Regions from separate parts of the Homo sapiens genome. Here region 1 is linked to region 2. A link is a loop called in an ENCODE intact Hi-C map of the cell type or tissue named here. Cell type or tissue: PC-9. All regions are shown on one strand. Links, peaks and the distances in the headings refer to the core of each region. The heading gives the core; the rest is flanking DNA. Region 1 overlaps NPEPPS (aminopeptidase puromycin sensitive). Region 2 overlaps GOSR2 (golgi SNAP receptor complex member 2).

Region 1 (8,329 bases), core at 152-8,151, 670 kb before region 2:
TATTGTTTTTACTTACTAGACTGAAAAGTGAAGAGTAAACAGTATTTTCCTTACCTTAACCTCTCCAGCCATTTTATCAACTGCAAATCCCTCAACTGATAGCTGCAAAACAATGGTTTTAAACAGTAAGTGAAACCAAGAGGCTGAGAACAAACTTCCATTTACCCTAAAAATAAATCATTCTGTTCTCTGCCAACTTCAGTCTGTTATAAAGGATGTGTGATGGGAGATGGAGAAGTCCTTAAATAAAGCCAGTAACTATTTAAGGAAACTTTTTTTTTTTTGAGACGGAGTTTCACACTTGTTGCCCAGGCTGGAGTGCAATGACCTCATCTCGGCTCACCACAACCTCTGCCTCCCAGGTTCAAGCGATTCTCCTGCCTCAGCCTCCCAAGTAGCTGGGATTACAGGCACACACCACCACGCTCAGCTAATTTTTGTATTTTTAGTAGGGACAGGATTTCACCATGTTGGCCAGGATAGTCTCGAACTCCCGACCTCAGGTGATCTGCCCACCTCGGCGTCCCAAAGTGCTGGTATTACAGGCGTGAGCCACTGCACCTGGCCACAGGAAACATTTAAAGAGCAAAGACCACAATGTATGGGTGTAGTGAATCATGGATGTCACTAAATAATATCCATGATTAGCAAGCTACTCAAAGTTTTTCACATACCTTTATTAGTCTGGATATTAAGAATCCTCCCTGGTATCGGTTATAAAGTTCTTCCCAGTTGTCCTTTATGAATTTCCAAGCAGCTTTCCTACCATGCTTGCTGCCTCCAGCTACTCCACCAATTACCGATACAGTGTCCTGTGGACGTACCTCTTCCTAAAAAAAGAAAGAGAGCTAAAAGTCTAGTGTATCAAAAACATATTCTGGTACCAGAAAGTGCACCATACTGTGACACTGAAGTAATCACACTGAAGACACTTATTCCTTGTTTTAGGAATAACTGGAACCAGAAGTTCTCAGCAAAGAAGATAATGTTTAAGCTAAAGATAACCAAAATGAGAATGAGGTACTGAGACAGGTTCAGACAGACAGACTGCTCAACAGATACTTGCTTAGGAGCCTATAGGTTTAAGAAAGGAAGAGACACAAAGTAAGCAAAGGCATAAGCCAGTTTCCCAGTTTTCAAGAGTCCCTGTCCTCATAGTTTCCATTCTGGAGAGACAATTTGTTTACTCTCCCAACTATTCTGATTCTCGCCACTAGTGGGAGAAAAACAGAAGTCAGTAACAAAAACTCAAGCCAGTTACTCTGGAAAAGGAAGCTTTAGTTAGGGTTAAGGCAGCTCAAGAGGATCAGAGCTGAATCAGAGACACTTCTCAGAGATGGGTAACGATTCACTTCTAAATGCAGTTTTCACCGTAACTTACTGAAAGTGCAAACGTGAGGACTTTTTGAATCAGGTCAGGCAAAAGAGTAGCGCCAAGGACTCTTTCGATTCGGTTTTTCTCTTCTTGCATATCTGCTTGTTTATGAAGCTACAGGAAAAAAGATAAAGATAGGAATAGTTAACTCTCCCTTGGATGTTCTGCATATGATTATATGAGCTTCTTCCCCAGTAAGGTAAAACTTAGGTTCTATATTCTCACTAGGTAAGAATGGCAGGGCATTATATTAAAGAAAGAGAATACTTTTCAAGATGCTTTGGGCCAGGTGCGGTGGTTCACACCTGTAATCCCAGCACTTTGGGAGGCCGAGGCGGGTGGATCACCTGAGGTCAAGAGTTCGAGATCAGCCTGGCCAACATGGTGAAACCCTGTTTCTACTAAAAATACAAAAAAAAAAAATTAGCCGGGCGTGGTGGTGCCCACCTGTAATCCCAGCTACTTGGGAGGCCGAGGCGGGAGAATCGCTTGAACCTGGGAGGTTGCAGTGAGCTGAGATCGTGCCACTGCACTCCAGTTTGGGCAAGAGAGCGAGACTCTGTCTCAAAAATAAAAGAAAAAAAAAATGATGCTTTGGCACTAAATTTGTCATCTGCTGTTACAGTAAGTAAATCACTAGATGTAAATGCTACCAGATGAACAGCCTGTCATTAGTTCAGACCAGTTTAACATCAAGATCTAAGAGGTAAAATCTATCATAGCCAAATTCTTTACATCATTGATATCTGGCTAATGTTCTGTTTTAGAAGAACAAACTAATCATTAGTGTTCTTATACCAGATCATCAAATTAATTTATAATAGTGAAAAATTGAAAATGAATACTGTACTTATAAAAATGCATTATTGAAAGTTATATTTTAAGAATATATCATAAACATGTTCTTATATTTAAGTGAAGAAAGCAGACAAAGCAGAATTATCCTAAAAAATATATATATATATATGGCTGGGCACAGTGGTTCACGCCTGTAATCCTAGCACTTTGGAAGGCTGAGGTGGAGGTTGCAGTGAGCCCATATCGTACCACTGCACTCCAGTCTGGACAACAGAGCAAGACTGTGTTTCCAAAAAAAGGGGGTGGGGGAGAACCCCTGGAAATACATCAAAATGGTAGTATTAATTAATGATGGTTTCTGATCAGTGGGATTATGCATCTTCACACTTTTTAACTGCAAAAGCAGCACATACTGAATGCAGAATATCTGAAAGACAGAGAAGCATAAAGAAAAAAATAAAATTACTACTATATGTACATTAACAAATCTGGAAAGAGAGCATGTTATACATGCTGTTTTTGCTACCTGCTTTCTAAACTATAGGTAAGTTTTATTTTCCTCTTTATACTTTTCTAGTCTCTAAATCTTCCATAGTATATATGTATATAAAATCTTTTCATAGAAACAAAATGTTGTAATTCTTAAAAATTAGAACTATAAATGTATAAGAGCTATGTCTCCAAGACAATTTAGACTCTTTTGATCTTTTCTACCCCTTAAGATTTAACACTGACCAGAGTGTCTGGAGACCTCATCAAAGCTCTCAGTTTCCTCTTCCTTTCGACACTTTTTTTTTTTTCAATAAACAATTTTAATTTATAAGAAGTAGAGATGGGGTCTCGCTGTGTTGACCAGGCTGGTCTCTTTTTTTTTTTTTTTTGAGATGGAGTCTCGCTCTGTTGCCCATGCTGGAGTGCAATGGTGTTACCTCAGCTCACTACAACCACGCCTAGCTAATTTTTCTTTTCTTTTTTTTTTTTTGAGACGGAGTCTTACTCTGTCACCCAGGCTGGAGTGCAATGGCACAATATCGGCTCACCACAACCTCCACCTCCCAGGTTCAAGCAATGCTCCTGCCTCAGCCTCCTGAGTAGCTGGGACTACAGGCGCCCGCCACCACACCCGGCGAATTTTTGTATATTTAGTAGAGACAGGGTTTCACCATTTGGGCCAGGCTGGTCTTGAACTCCTGACCTTGTGATCCACACCCGCCTCGGCCTCCCAAAGTGCTGGGATTGCAGGCGTGAGCCACCGCGCCTGGCCTAATTTTTCTATTTTTAGTAGAGCCGGAGTTTCTCCATGTTGCCCAGGCTGGTCTTGAACTCCTGGCCTCAAGTGATCCTCCCATCCAAAGTGCTGGGATTACAGGCATGAACCACCACGCCTGGCCCCTTTGGACTCTAAGCAGCAGTGCAGTAAAATAGACAGGACCTTGGGAGATCTGGGTTCTAGTCCCAGTTTTGCCTCTAACTAGCTGTGTGATCTTGACTAAGTCCTTCATCCCTCTGGGTCTCAGTTTCCCCATGTGTAAAATGAGATGGGTGGACAGATAATTTCTAAGGCCCTTTTCAGCTCCAATATTCAAGGTCTGAACCTCTGGCTTTCAGGAAGCGTTTTCCTCCATAGAGAACTGTTATTCTAGTCCACTAGATGGCACTCTAACACCACATTTCAAATATACTATGAATTAATGTTTTTTAACTCTGCCACATTATTCCTAAATTACCATCATAAGACAACCCTCCTCATCTCTTACCAAGTGGCTTCTTGAAGAACCATGATTCGGCCTTCATTAGAGCTATTTCCATAGTGAAGCTGATTATCGTGAACTCTCTTGTGTTAAATAAATGCAAACTCTGAATAAATACACATACTTGTGGAAAATCTTAAAAGTGCCATGACATGAAAATATCAATGTATCTGCCATGAAATTTACAGAACCCCTATTTTTTTCCATATCATCATGGAATAGATGGAAAAAAATCAAATATCCCATTTCATACATATCATTTATAGTATACAGGTTCACAGAATATTAAGACTGAGAAGGGACCTTAATGTTCAGGTGGAAAGTAAACCCAAATTTAACTTTTTTTAGGGTCTTTTTTAAGATAGGGTCTTGCTCTGTCACGCAGGCTGGAGTGCAGTGGCACAATCATAGCTCCCTGCAGCCTTGAACTCCTGGGCTCAAGCGCTCCTCCTGCCTCAGCCTCCTGAGAAGCTGGAAATATAGGTGCATGCCACCGTGCCCAGCTCTCCCAAATATAACTTTTATATTCTTAGAAAGCAGGCCAGACATGGTGGCTCATGCCTATAATCCCAGCACTTTGGGAGGCCGAGTCGGGTGGATCACAAGGTCAGGAGTTCGAGGCCTGCCTGGCCAATATGGTAAAACCCCGTCTCTACTGAAAATACAAAAATTAGCTGGGTGTGGTGGCGGGTGCCTGTAGTCCCAGCTACTTGGGAGGCTGAGGCAGGAGAATCACGTGAACCCGGGAGGCAGAGGTTGCAGTGAGCCAAGATCGTGCCACTACACTCCAGCCTGGTGACAGAGTGAGACTCCGTCTCAAAAAAAAAAAAAAAAAAAAAAAGAAAGAAAGTAAACCTATTACAACATGGGTAAAGCAGTACATTTTGAGGTACAGTTTCTTAAAGTTTTTATTTTCAGACATCCTAATCATTTTTCAGAGGATTTGTTTAAAACCAAAATATCAGAATTTAGATCTGCAATTATGATCATTAGAGCTATTTCTACAGTGAAGCTGATTATCATGAACTCCCTGTAAGTCAGAAGAGTGTTGTTAATCCATGAAAGGTAGAGACAGTAAAGCACATTCCACTCCTGTCCTAAGCGTGGATCTTTTAACAAATGGGTTTTTAGGCACATTTTGCACATTTTATTTAATGATTAAAAAGTAGATTCGGCTACCTCCACCTCTAATGTAGCCAGTGCACTCAAGCCATTTCTTTATAGACCGGAACTGTATGAATAGGGACTGGAGATAGCATTTGCTTCACAGTACTACTATTGATTCAAAGTTGCAAACACTGCTGCCATTATGAGGACATGGAAAGTTTTATCTATATTTTGTCTAAGTCAGAGCTTAATTATATGCCAATTACTCTGGGAAAACTAGAGAGGCTATGAAGGCAGGTGAATTAATTTCCTGTCTATTAATAAAGGACCCTGCCATAGCTCAAATGCTTGAGACACTTGATCATCATCTGTCTATCCCTTTTCTAAGCACAAAAACAAACCTAAGCACAGAACCTAAGCACAGAAACAAACGTTTTGCTTAAAATGGGCAGAACCCCAAGTAAGTTTACACTGAAGATAAAATTTAAAGAAAGTGACTTGTTAATCAAAACGAACATTTATTTCAGTGTTAAAATTTCAGCTGGGCACAGTAGCTCATGCCTGTAATCCCAGCACTTTGGGAGGCTGAGGTGGGTGTATCACTTGACCCCAGGAATTTGAGACCAGCCTGGGCATGGTGAAACCTTCTCTCTACAAAAAACACAAAAATTAGCTGGATGCGGTTATCACACTCCTATAATTCCAGCTACTTGGAAGGCTGACGCAGGAGGATCACTTGAGCCTGGGAGGTTGATGCTGCAGTGATCCATGATTATGTCACTTTAGCCTGGGTGACAGAGTGAGACCTTGTCTCAAAAAAAAAAAAAATAATAATAAGATTTCAGATGCAAAAAGTGAGTAAAAAAGGCGGGGAAAAGTAAGATGTCTTTGGCATCATACTGATAATACTGATATAACATATATGGATAGACATAATTCTCTCACAGTTTTAAAATACTTGCATGTCTACAATATGCATCTTTCTTTTCTAGGACTGTCTTTTTTTTTAACCATTTAGAGGTTTACTGTGTGTCTATCCAAGTTCAAAAGCAGGAAATGGGAGCCTTCTCAAATATACTTACTTTTAACATAATATCTAAAGTAGTGCCATCACCATGCTTCAAAACAGTCAGATAGACCTACAAGGGACAAAAAATAAGTCATTTGATTAAATGTACCTTGTTTCAAGTATTCTAATACTAAGAAAAGACAGAAAGCAAGTAAACAATATTGTAAATGTTGGCCGGCTGCGGTGACTCACGCCTGTAATCCCTGCACTTTGGGAGGCCGAGGCAGGCGGATCACCTGAGGTCAGCAGTTCCAGGCCAGCCTGGTCAACATGGTGAAACCCTGTCTCTACTAAAAATACAAAAATTAGCTGGGCGTGGTAGCAGGTGCCTGTAATCCCAGCTACTCAGGAGGCTGAGGCACGGAGAACTGCTTGAACCCAGGAGGTGAAGGCTACAGTGAGCCGAGATCACACCACTGCACTCCAGCCTGGGTAACAGAGTGAGACTCCGTCTCAGAAAAAAAAAAAAAAAAAAAAAAAAGTAAATATTATAAATGTGAATATTACAAACTGTAGTTAAGGAGCTAGCAGTGCCTGTGAGCAACCACAAAGGTAAATGGCATGTTGTACCAGCAGAGCACAGCAGCTTTCAGGGGAATGTGCACAGCTAATCACCTTTCAGCACTGCAACACTGACTGAGAAACTTTAAACAAATAAGAAGAGGACTATAAACCACTTAAATAGTATATATTAAAATAGAGTTAGACGTGGTTTGTGGGTCAGTTCTTAGGTCAGTTTTGGCTATTAAAAAATGTTCCAGGCTTTTTAAAAAAAGTTACAGGCATGGTAGCTCACACCTGTAATCCCAGCGCTTTGGGAGGCCAAGGCAGGTGGATTACCTGAGGTCAGGAGTTCGAGACGAGCCTGGCCAACATGGCGAAACCTCGTCTCTACTGAAAATACAAAAATTAGCTGGGCGTGGTGGCGGCGCCTGTAATATCAGCTAGCCAGGAGGCTGAGGCAGGAGAATCACTGGAACTCGGGGGACAGAGGCTGCAGTGAGCCGAGATCATGCCACTGCACTCCAGCCTGGGCGACAGAGCAAGACTCTGTCTCAAAAAAAAAAAAAAAAAAGTTCCATGCTTCACAAAATGATGTTACCTATAAGTCAAGGGAATTTATGATGAAAACCTACAGGACTCCTCAGATCAGCGGAGAGAATCTGTTTTCCTTCCACGTGGTCCTTAAACCGACGACGGGCTTCTTCTAACGTTGCCTTATGTCCTGCTTTTCCTAGTTTTCCCAGAACCAAGCCCCTCAGGAGTGCATCGAGATGACCTGATTTGAGAAGTAAAAGAGACATAAGACTACTTAAAAAGCCTATTTTTATAAGTTTGCCATTTGGATATCTTATAATTGTGCTATACCAATTCTATGGTCTTGAACAAACACACTCAATTAACTTAATACCTGAGAGAATACTCGTTTTACATTTATCAAATCATAAGAGTGATATGCTAAACAGACTAGACAAGCAAATAAAGTTGCTGACTTTATCTACAGTCACGAATGCAAACTATCTGAGTTTACTAAATGTTTACTCAGTCTAGTTAACTACTCTGCTAAGGATTATGTGTGAAAAGGACAGGCTTACATCATGCTGTTTTGACCCAAGGTTCAAAGAAAGATCACATATGGAACTAGTATGCTCTTTGTATAATAAATTGAAATCTTAGATTTTAAAAATCAAAATCTGATGGGTCCATTCCTCCAAGACACACAAATAGCCAATAAGCACATAAAAAGATGTTTAACACATTAGTCATTAGGAAAATGCAAATCAAAACCACAATGAGATACCAATTCATACCCACTATGATGGCTATAATAAAAAAGATAATAGCAAGTGTTAGCAAGGATGTGGACAAATTGGAACCCTCAAACACTGCTGGTGGGAACACAATATGGTGAAGCCACTTAGAAAATCAGTCTGGCAGTCCCTCAAAAGGTTAAACATACAGTTATGGCCAGGCACAGTAGCTCATGCCTATAATCCCAGCACTTTGGGATGCCAAGGCAAGAGGATCGCTTGAGCCCAGGAGTTCAAGACCAACCTGAGCAACACAGCAAGACCCTGTTTCTACAAAAAACTTAATAATTAACCAAGCATGGTAGCATATGTCTGTAGGCCCAGTTACACAGGAGGCTGGGGAGGGAGGATCGCTTGAGCCCAGGAGCTTGAGGCTGCAAGGAGGTTGAAGCTGTAGTGAGCTATGATCACACTACTG
Region 2 (8,329 bases), core at 26-8,025:
TCAGCCCTGGAGGCCCCGCCTTCCAAGGGTCTCCCAGGGCCCCTGGATTGAGGTAAGAGAGGCTGCCCTTTGCCACAGGGGGAAAAAAGAAATGGTTTCCTGGAAGAAATCACCATGGACACGGAATTTATACCCACTCCATGCACATAGCAACAATAATTTGGACAGCACCCGGCAGCGATCAGGGGTTTATCTCCAGGGTTTTACCTTTTGACATTCACAACCACCTGGTGAGGTCCTGGGGGCAGCAGTGATTATTCTCCCCTCCTATAGAGGTCCCCACTCCCTGAGCTTCTGCCTCAGTCCCTGCACATGCCTGGGGCACAAGAAACTCTTAGAGGAGGCCAGAAGTTGCCAGGAGGTGAGCAGGGCCAAGTGGTCTTGGTTGAAAGAATGTGGATCCTGTTGCTCGGGCTGGAAAGAAGGGAGAACTGCTTCCCTTCTGCATAGCCCACGCCTGTTCCTCTCTGATGAGTTACCACCCAGCAAAGATGCAATTCTGTTTTGAGCTGAATACAGACAGGAAACTGAGGCTGGAGTGATTAAGCCCAAGGTTAGGCTGCTAATAAACAGCAAAGTCAGGATTCTACGCCATGTCTGCCAACCCCATCTCAAACACTATCCCACCACCCCCATCACACTACGTTGCACCTCAAAAGATCATGGGCAGGTCTTCCTAGGACAGTAGGGCTTGTCCACACCCACACCAGCCTGACAGCTTCTCCAGCTCTCAGTAGCATCTCAGCAGCATGAACTCAGGCCTCTGAGCAGCAAGTTTCCCAGCTGGAACACGGAGGACAGTGCGTGGAGGATGTCGTGCAGAAGACAGCACATCAGGCCTCAGAGCCCACAGCAGCCAGGGCTGGTTAGAGCTTCCTCCCTCCCCCAGGCCACTCCTGCCCCTCGACTGCTCCCACATCATCTCCTGTCCTTCACACACCCATCACCTCGCCCTCTCACAGAAAGCTCTTCCTGGTTAATGCCCCCACCACAATGGCCGCACTAAACTATCACCTCTCAACCTCGGTTGTTTCACGAGTAGATCCTGTCTTTCCAGCTGAACAGGAATGATACTCCATTGCACCTGGGATGCACTGACAGCCGTGGTTCTCAATCTCGACCTCACAGGAGACTCCTTAGAAAGTTAAAAATTAAGGCCGGCTGCGGTGGCTTATGCCAGTAATCCCAGCACTTTGGGAGGCCGAGGTGGGTGGATCACCTGAAGTCAGGAGTTCGAGACCAGCCTGCCCAACATGGAGAAACCCCGTTTCTACTAAAAATACAAAAATTAGCCGGGCGTGGTAGTGGGTGCCTGTAATCCTAGCCACTCCGGAGGCTGAAACAGGAGAATCGCTTGAACCCAGGAGGCAGAGGCTGCAGTGAGCCGAGATTGCACCATTGCACCCCAGCCTGGGCAACAGAATGAGAGGAAAAAAAAAAAAAAGAAAATTAAAAATTCTGAAGCCCAGGCCCCACTGTAGACCAGGTAGCTCGGCATCTCTGGGGAGCGAGGCCCAGAATCGGGACTTCCAAACTCTCTGGGGGACTCCAGGAAGCAGCCCAGGCTGAGGGTCACTGCCTCAGACCTCTGGAATCTGCCAAAAGCACTACGTGACTCGGGCCTCATGTCCACCCCAGAAAGGGACGTGGGACAGGTGTTACCCCCATTCTTAGAAAGCTGAGGCTGAGAGGTGTGTGGCCCGTGGTTGCTGCCAGCAGGGCTGGGACTTGAAGCCAGGCTCTGCATCCTGGGCTCAGCGCTCTTACCACAGCCTCCGGCCGCTGTAACCAGTGCAAACTGCGGAGGGCTGCTTGTCTCCAACTCCTTCCCTCTGCCCTGAAACAGCTAACACTGGCACTGGACACATGCCAGGGCTCTGGAAGACGGAATAAAGATGAATGTCCCCTCTTGTACTGTCAGCCACTGTCTTCTGAGGAGGTTGGAATACTTCCCTCCTGGGCCTGGCCCAGCCTCTGCCAGCTCTCCAGGAGCCACCATGTCACAGATGCCTGGAAGGAAGGGCCAGTGGAACCACACTAATGGAATTGCTAAGCCAGGAGTCAGCCTCCGAGAGCCCCCTCTTCCTAGATACCCTGCATTAGTCACGCCTGTCCTAGCCTTTAGCTTATCTAGGGTGACCATCAGACCGAGGGATCGCCAGGATTCAGGACTTTCAGCTTTAAAACCCAGACAAGTTGGTCACTCTACTTCTCTCTCCCCAGTCCTGAGTGACAGTTTCCCTCACGGGGCCCCATGCCTCTCCTCTTTTACTGCAGTCATTGCTGTTGTTGAGGCCCTGTGAGCACATGGCTCGTAGCATCAGTGGCCTTGAACCTTCTGGCTTCCTCCTGGCCTGGCTGCAACAGCTTTGCTGGCCCTGCATGGGGGATGGGCTCAAGTGCTCTCCTGCAGCCGCTTACCCGATGGCGCCTGCGCCTACTACGTGCCCGGGATGCACAAAGGCCCCTGCGGTGAGGAGCAACTCCCATTCCGCAGGAAGCGTGCAGTATGAGGTTGTTTGGAGGGGAGGGGCAGGCTTCTTGGAGGTTTCATGGGATTGTGGGGGTGTTTGTGGCACATCTGAGAGGAAACATCTTGTGCAAAGGTGCAGCTGTACTGAGTGTGTGGCATGTTCTGAGAAGACCAAGCAGTCCAGGGAGGACGGAACACCAGGCAGGGGTGGTGGGGAGGGCTGGGGGCTGCACTGCAGGGGCAGCGAAGAGCTGGCCTGTCACATCAAGGTGCTTTACTCAGCAGAGAGGTGTCAGTTAATGAGGGGCACCCAATGGCCACAAGGGATCTGGCTCCTTCTGATCCAGAGGGAGAATCAGGCTTCCATCCCTGCCCCTAGTTGGTCTCTGCAAGTGGTTCCCACGGTGCGGCCAGGGGAAGTGCATGGGGGACGGGCTAGCCTTGGGTTGATGTTCTTGTATTAGAGCCATCGGCTCCCTACCCCTGGGCATTACAATCGCCTTGGGCAACTCCCAATGCCCCGGCTGCACTCCAGGCCAATTAATAAGAGGGTGAATGGAAGACCCACACATGGGTTTTTAAAGCTCCCGAGGGAATTCCAATGCAGAGCCAAGGTTGGGAACCCTGTACTAGAGGGACATGGGGATGAGGCGGGGAGGGATGGCTCACAGAGGCTCCATGGTGGGGAACTTACCAACAGCACTTGGGGGCCCAGCACCCCTGAACACTCCTCTCCCATGTGCCTTCCATATGAAATGAAAAGGACACAGAAAATGGGGAAGGAATGACACTTTCCTTTCTCAGCTTCTAAGTACAGCAGGCCTAAGGCAGTGTGTTCAGGGCCCACTAGCCACAGATAGGGCTATGCCGCCCCCTAGGGGCAAGGCCTGAGGACAGCTTTCACTTCAGATTCCCTCCCCTTCCAGTTAGGAAATTATTTCCCAACAGGGAACTTGCCCTATACTATCTGAAGGGTCTGCAGCAAACACCTTATAGCTCTATAGTCCATGCCAGCAGGCTGCACCATCTCAGTCCCCTGCACACCTCTCAATCCCCCCAGACCCCAGCAGAGCACCCCACGAGAAGTGTGGGAGATTAAGTGGGCCCATGGTTCCAAGCTGGATGAGGGGCCAGCTCCTCTCGGACTCCTGTGAGGCCTTCACAGTCACCACAGCTCAGCCCCTTGTCTGCATAATGAGGATAAATGATGGAGAACATAAGTGAGAGGGTTTCAGATTGGCAGGGATGGAGCCAGGAAAATCCCTGTCTGACCTCCGTGAGGCCTACAGGCAAGCTGTTTATGAAGGGCCTAGGCTTTCCCTTGAGAAAATGTCACCCCCCGGTTGAGACAGTAACAGATGACGTTTCTTTCTTTGCTTTGGCTACTGGAGCTGAAAGTCAAATTAGGGTTCCCCAAACATTTCTTAGGGTGTTACAACGTTTGAGTTCCTTGTCCTGATGTCGACATTCTACACTGACTTGATTTGTTCTTGTGCCTCACTTCTTTGTATCTGTTTCAGTTATTTCCTCAAAGTCTCCTCAAATCTTTTTTGGACTAAGGTAGGATATAAACAGTAAGAATTTATTTTGGACTTAACAAGTTTTGCTCTTTACACCAATGTGATCATCTTTGAGACAGAAGCTTTCTGTCTAGGAGACAGTGGTTCCAAAATACACACATCAGAATCACCTTAGAGGCCAGGTACAGTGGCTAACACCTGTAACCCTAGAACTTTGGGAGGCCGAAGCAGGCAGATCACTTGAGGCCAGGAGTTTAAGACCAATCTGGTCAACATAGTAAAACCCTGTCTCTACTAAAAAATACAAAAAAAAAAAAAAAATTAGCCAGACATGGTGGCACACACTTGTAGTTCCAGCTACTCAGGAGGCTGAGGTATGAGGATCACCTGAACCCAGGAGGCAGAGGATGCAGTGAGCCAAGATTGCGCCACTGCACTCCAGCCTGGGTGACAGAGCGAGACTGTCTCAAAAATAAAAAATAAAATAAAATCACCTTAGAGATTTAAAAAAGGTTCTAATTCAGATCTGGGGTAGGCCCCAGGAATATGTAATTTTAAAAAGCTTCCCCACTGCTTCTGAAGCAGCCAGCCCAGCCCCTGGCCATGGAGCAGTGTTTGAGAATCTCTGGCCTAGAAACATAAAAAAAGGGGGCCATTAGTTATAAAAATGAATATCGAATTCTTTTACAAAATGTGATTTTCTAAATAAAATAAACCTCAACTTTATTCAGCTGATGTGCTTCCAAAACAATGGGTGTAAATCCAAATTTGCAAATCAAACCCATTCAAATTCATCAGGGCAAAGGGTGTACAGAACTCCGCAGTGAAGTCTAAAAAATCAAGACTCCTCTAACTTACTTGGTCTTGGAGTTTGGCTTTTCTTACAGTGGTCCCCCTGAAGTAAATGTCCATGTAATAAAGAGATCTCAAGTTCCTCTTGATAACCCACCTGTTTTAAATCACAATAGGCACACCAAACTCATGTACAAGGTCACAGAGGCTGGCTACCGGAGTTTCTTGCATCAGCTCGACCTAAGAATTCACCCCCGCCTCCACTAGAGGGTGCTCCTTCCCTGGCCTGGACCCTTCCCTACACTGAGGCGGTGGAGAGAGTCACACTGTTAGGCCAAGGTCTATTTTTCACCAGGCACTGAAAGCAGATGTGTGAAGAGAAGTGGTCATGTGACAACATGCAGTCTCAATGCCCCTGGGTGTCCAGACACACTGGCTGCTGTCCACCAGCCGCAGGTGGTAAAGACCCAAAAACCACCTCTGCAATTTTTATTCCAAACTAGAGGACTGGCTCTGAAGGTGCAGCATGAGGGTTCATCAAAGCCAACCACTGTCAAGTGTGGAAAGCACTGGTGCACACCACGAAAAGATGTCCTATCAGTCCACGCATGATGGGTGCGGGGACTTCTGCCTCCCAGAGTTCAAGAACAAATGGCTCAGCTGCTCCCTGCAGACCTTCCTCCAAAGTGTGCTGTCTGGCAGGATCCTTGGGTGCCTGGGGGACAGGACAGCCTTGCCGTCGCAGTCTCAGAATCCATTTTATGGATTACCAAAAGTCCTGCGCTAGGTCCCTGGCACCGCAGCAGTGCTGTGTGTAATGGAAATGTCAATGTGCCTCCCCAGAGTTAGACAGATCTAGGTCTAAAGATGCTGCAACCCCCCAGTCCACCCTCCAGTCACTGCTTTAACTCTGGCAGGGCCCCAACCCATTTTAGGAGTCACAGATTGCTCCTTCCTTGGAAACCTGGGGCCCATTTGGCCCGGAGGGGTAGGAACAATGGAGATCTCCTCCAACCGAAAGTGTGAAATTAGCATCCAGGAAACTCAGTTAATCTATGACAATTAAGAAAACTTACCAAAGGGGAGCTATGCCACAGAGGTGCCTGAAAGGACCAACATGACTACAGAGCAGCGGGGAGGGGAACAAGAGAGGTGAAGAGGAACACAGAAAGGAAGGGAAATAAGACAGAAGACAGTTCAAGCAACAAGAAACTAACAGAGCAGGTAGGGCAGGACAACCAAAGGTAGGGTTAATACTGAGCCGGTTTCCAGATCTGAAGGATTTTGAGTGTCATTTTATGTCTTGCCATGAAGCTGCTGTGCCCAGGGCTGGTAGGCCTGTGGTAAATGAGAACATACACTAACCAGGTCTTTCTGAGACTTTCAGTGATTCACCACATTAGATGGACTTCAGGACAGATTGGCCTTTATACTAAATTCCACAATATACCTGGTATTAGTACAGCCTGAATCCGGGGCTGGTCACAGAAGGAAAAAGGTTGTAGTCCCTGAAAACAGAGTGTTACAAGGACATACACACTACAGATGTCTCCACGGTGGGATCTGCCCACACTGGCTGGGCAAAATGAGGGCCTGGCTGGCAGGTGCTAATATATTTCAGGGAAGAGAAGGGAACCAAAGAATTAGAGATACTAAAACTAGAGCTGAGACTGTAATTGGAAAATCACAAATCTTTGCCTACAGCTACTTTCTAAGGGGCAAAGGCCCACAAAGCCTGGGCGCAGGTGCCAAGCCACAGTCTCTGAACCTTAAAAGCCAACCACTCTATTAACAACTAGAAAAAATCAGTGACTAGGGTCAAGACTGAACACTCCCGGGAAATAACACTGGCCTCACTTTAGAAAAGAGAAACACCCAGCTGTAGTGTGGAAAATCTTACTTGTTATCGGCAATAGCACTACATCTTGTTTCCCCTAGGTAGCTGCTTCCAGGGAATGGTGACAAGTATTGGCAGTCAGTCATCTACATGTCACTGAGGCACAGGGGAGGGTGGCCAGGAGCACGAGGATGTGAATCGACCTACTATTTAATATAATGGCTGTGAGAAAAGGCCTCTTTCCTTTCCTTTCCACTTTTGCTCCACCCTATCAGGAGCCAGAAAGGCCTGATGGTGACAAGGTGTGAACCGTGTGGACAGTCCTGCACACAGGGCTCACTGTGGACACCTTCCCAGGGCACGCATCAGCTATGTGAACAAAGCCACCAAAGCCATTCTTTCCCTCCCCCAGTGAGAGCGAGAGTGAGAGAGACAGACCCGGGACTTCTTTCATTTCCTAAGCACCGCGCATGGTGGTGGCACTAGCTCCCCCTCCAAGATGTCACAGAAAACAGAGCAGGTTGGAAATTAGACCACAATCACTCCCAAGTGTCTTCACAGTTCAGACAGGCAAACATTTCAAAAGGCGGCCTCTGGGCCCCCCTCTCTCTTTCACACACACACACACTTGCAGGCTGTGGGAATGCTGTTCAGCCACTGAGCGTGGCTGGCTCATGTCAGGTACTGCACCACGAGGAACATGACCACACAGGTCAGCAGCATCCCACCTATCATAAAGTACTTGTCCTGGAAAGCCCGCTTCTCGATGAGCCGCATCACTGTGTTGGACAAGCCCAGCATGTTGGCAATGTCAAGGATCTTCTTCTGAGTCCCCTGGGGCAGAAGAGAACAGAAAAAAAAACAAACATCAAGTCGCTTTACCAAGAGTGGGTGAATGGCATCAGGAGATGGAGCTTTGCCAACAGACATTCTCTTGGTCATGCCCAGAATACACAGAAAGCAATATCAGCCAGAAATAGAGCCACTCTCATGTCGTCGACTGATTTTTGATCAAGGTACCAGAGCAACGCTAAGTGGAAAGAAAAGTCTTTTCCACAAATGGTGCTGGAACGACTGACTATATAATATCACAGGTATGTATTTTATATATATGTATCTCTCTTACAGATATGTGTGTAAAAATTGAACCTCAATTCACATTATACATAAAAATTAATTTGAGATGGTTCATAGAATTAAACATAAAAGCTAAAGCCACAATTAAAGCTTCTAGAAAAAAACACAGGAGAATATCTAAAAACTGCAAACAGGCCAGGCGCAGGGACTCATCCCTGTAATCCCAGCACTCTGGGAGGGGTGGGTGGGAGGATTACTTGAGGCCAGGATTTCGAGATCAGCCTGGGCACGTAGTGAAGACCCCTTCTCTACAAAAAAAAATTAGCCAGGTGTGGTGGTGTGCACCTGTGGTTCTAGCTACTTGCGAGGCTAAGGTGACAGAACCACTTGAGCCCAGGAGTTCGAGGCTGCAGTAAGCCAAGATCACACCACTGCACTCCAGCCTGGGTGGCAGAAGGAGGCCCTGTCTCAAAAAATACATAAATAAATACATACTGAAAACAATGGTGTCACTAATCACAAGATGAATGAACAAACTATGGTAAACCTGTACCAATGGAATACTGCTTTGCAATAAAAAGTACCTGACTACCAACATGGAATTAAATAGGTAACAATATGAATGAACCT

What was found. Hi-C counts contacts between places; a loop is a spot of excess contacts. Peaks named below come from ENCODE experiments on the same cell type or tissue, not always from the same donor. Only the 100,000 strongest peaks of a DNase experiment are listed, where the experiment ranks them.
Region 1: a loop joins it to region 2, with 6 times the contacts of the local background. A loop is called at or near these places in 7 of 110 quality-filtered maps.

Annotation. Positions count from the first base shown.
Region 1 is chr17:47,611,510-47,619,838 of GRCh38, reverse strand. NPEPPS (aminopeptidase puromycin sensitive) reads right to left here. Exons shown (of 23, transcript NM_006310.4): 18 at 7,237-7,379; 19 at 6,114-6,170; 20 at 1,382-1,489; 21 at 675-830; 22 at 55-102. Among named protein-coding and RNA genes, the nearest start is that of KPNB1-DT, 34 kb to the left of the region's middle. RefSeq lists an enhancer at 3,357-3,858. In PC-9, for the core only: CTCF peaks have their summits at 1,031, 1,232, 3,632 and 3,834 (motif pointing right); DNase peaks (open chromatin) are centred at 3,818 and 7,868; H3K27ac peaks cover 3,670 bases.
Region 2 is chr17:46,937,726-46,946,054 of GRCh38, reverse strand. It overlaps GOSR2 (golgi SNAP receptor complex member 2), which reads right to left. Exons shown (of 6, transcript NM_004287.5): 6 at 4,035-7,456. The coding sequence ends at 7,295. It also overlaps a transcript of LRRC37A2 not described here. Among named protein-coding and RNA genes, the nearest start is that of GOSR2, 19 kb to the right of the region's middle. RefSeq lists an enhancer at 2,263-3,199. In PC-9, for the core only: CTCF peaks have their summits at 3,167, 3,374 (motif pointing left), 4,849 and 5,057 (motif pointing right); DNase peaks (open chromatin) are centred at 1,044, 2,064, 3,344 and 5,063.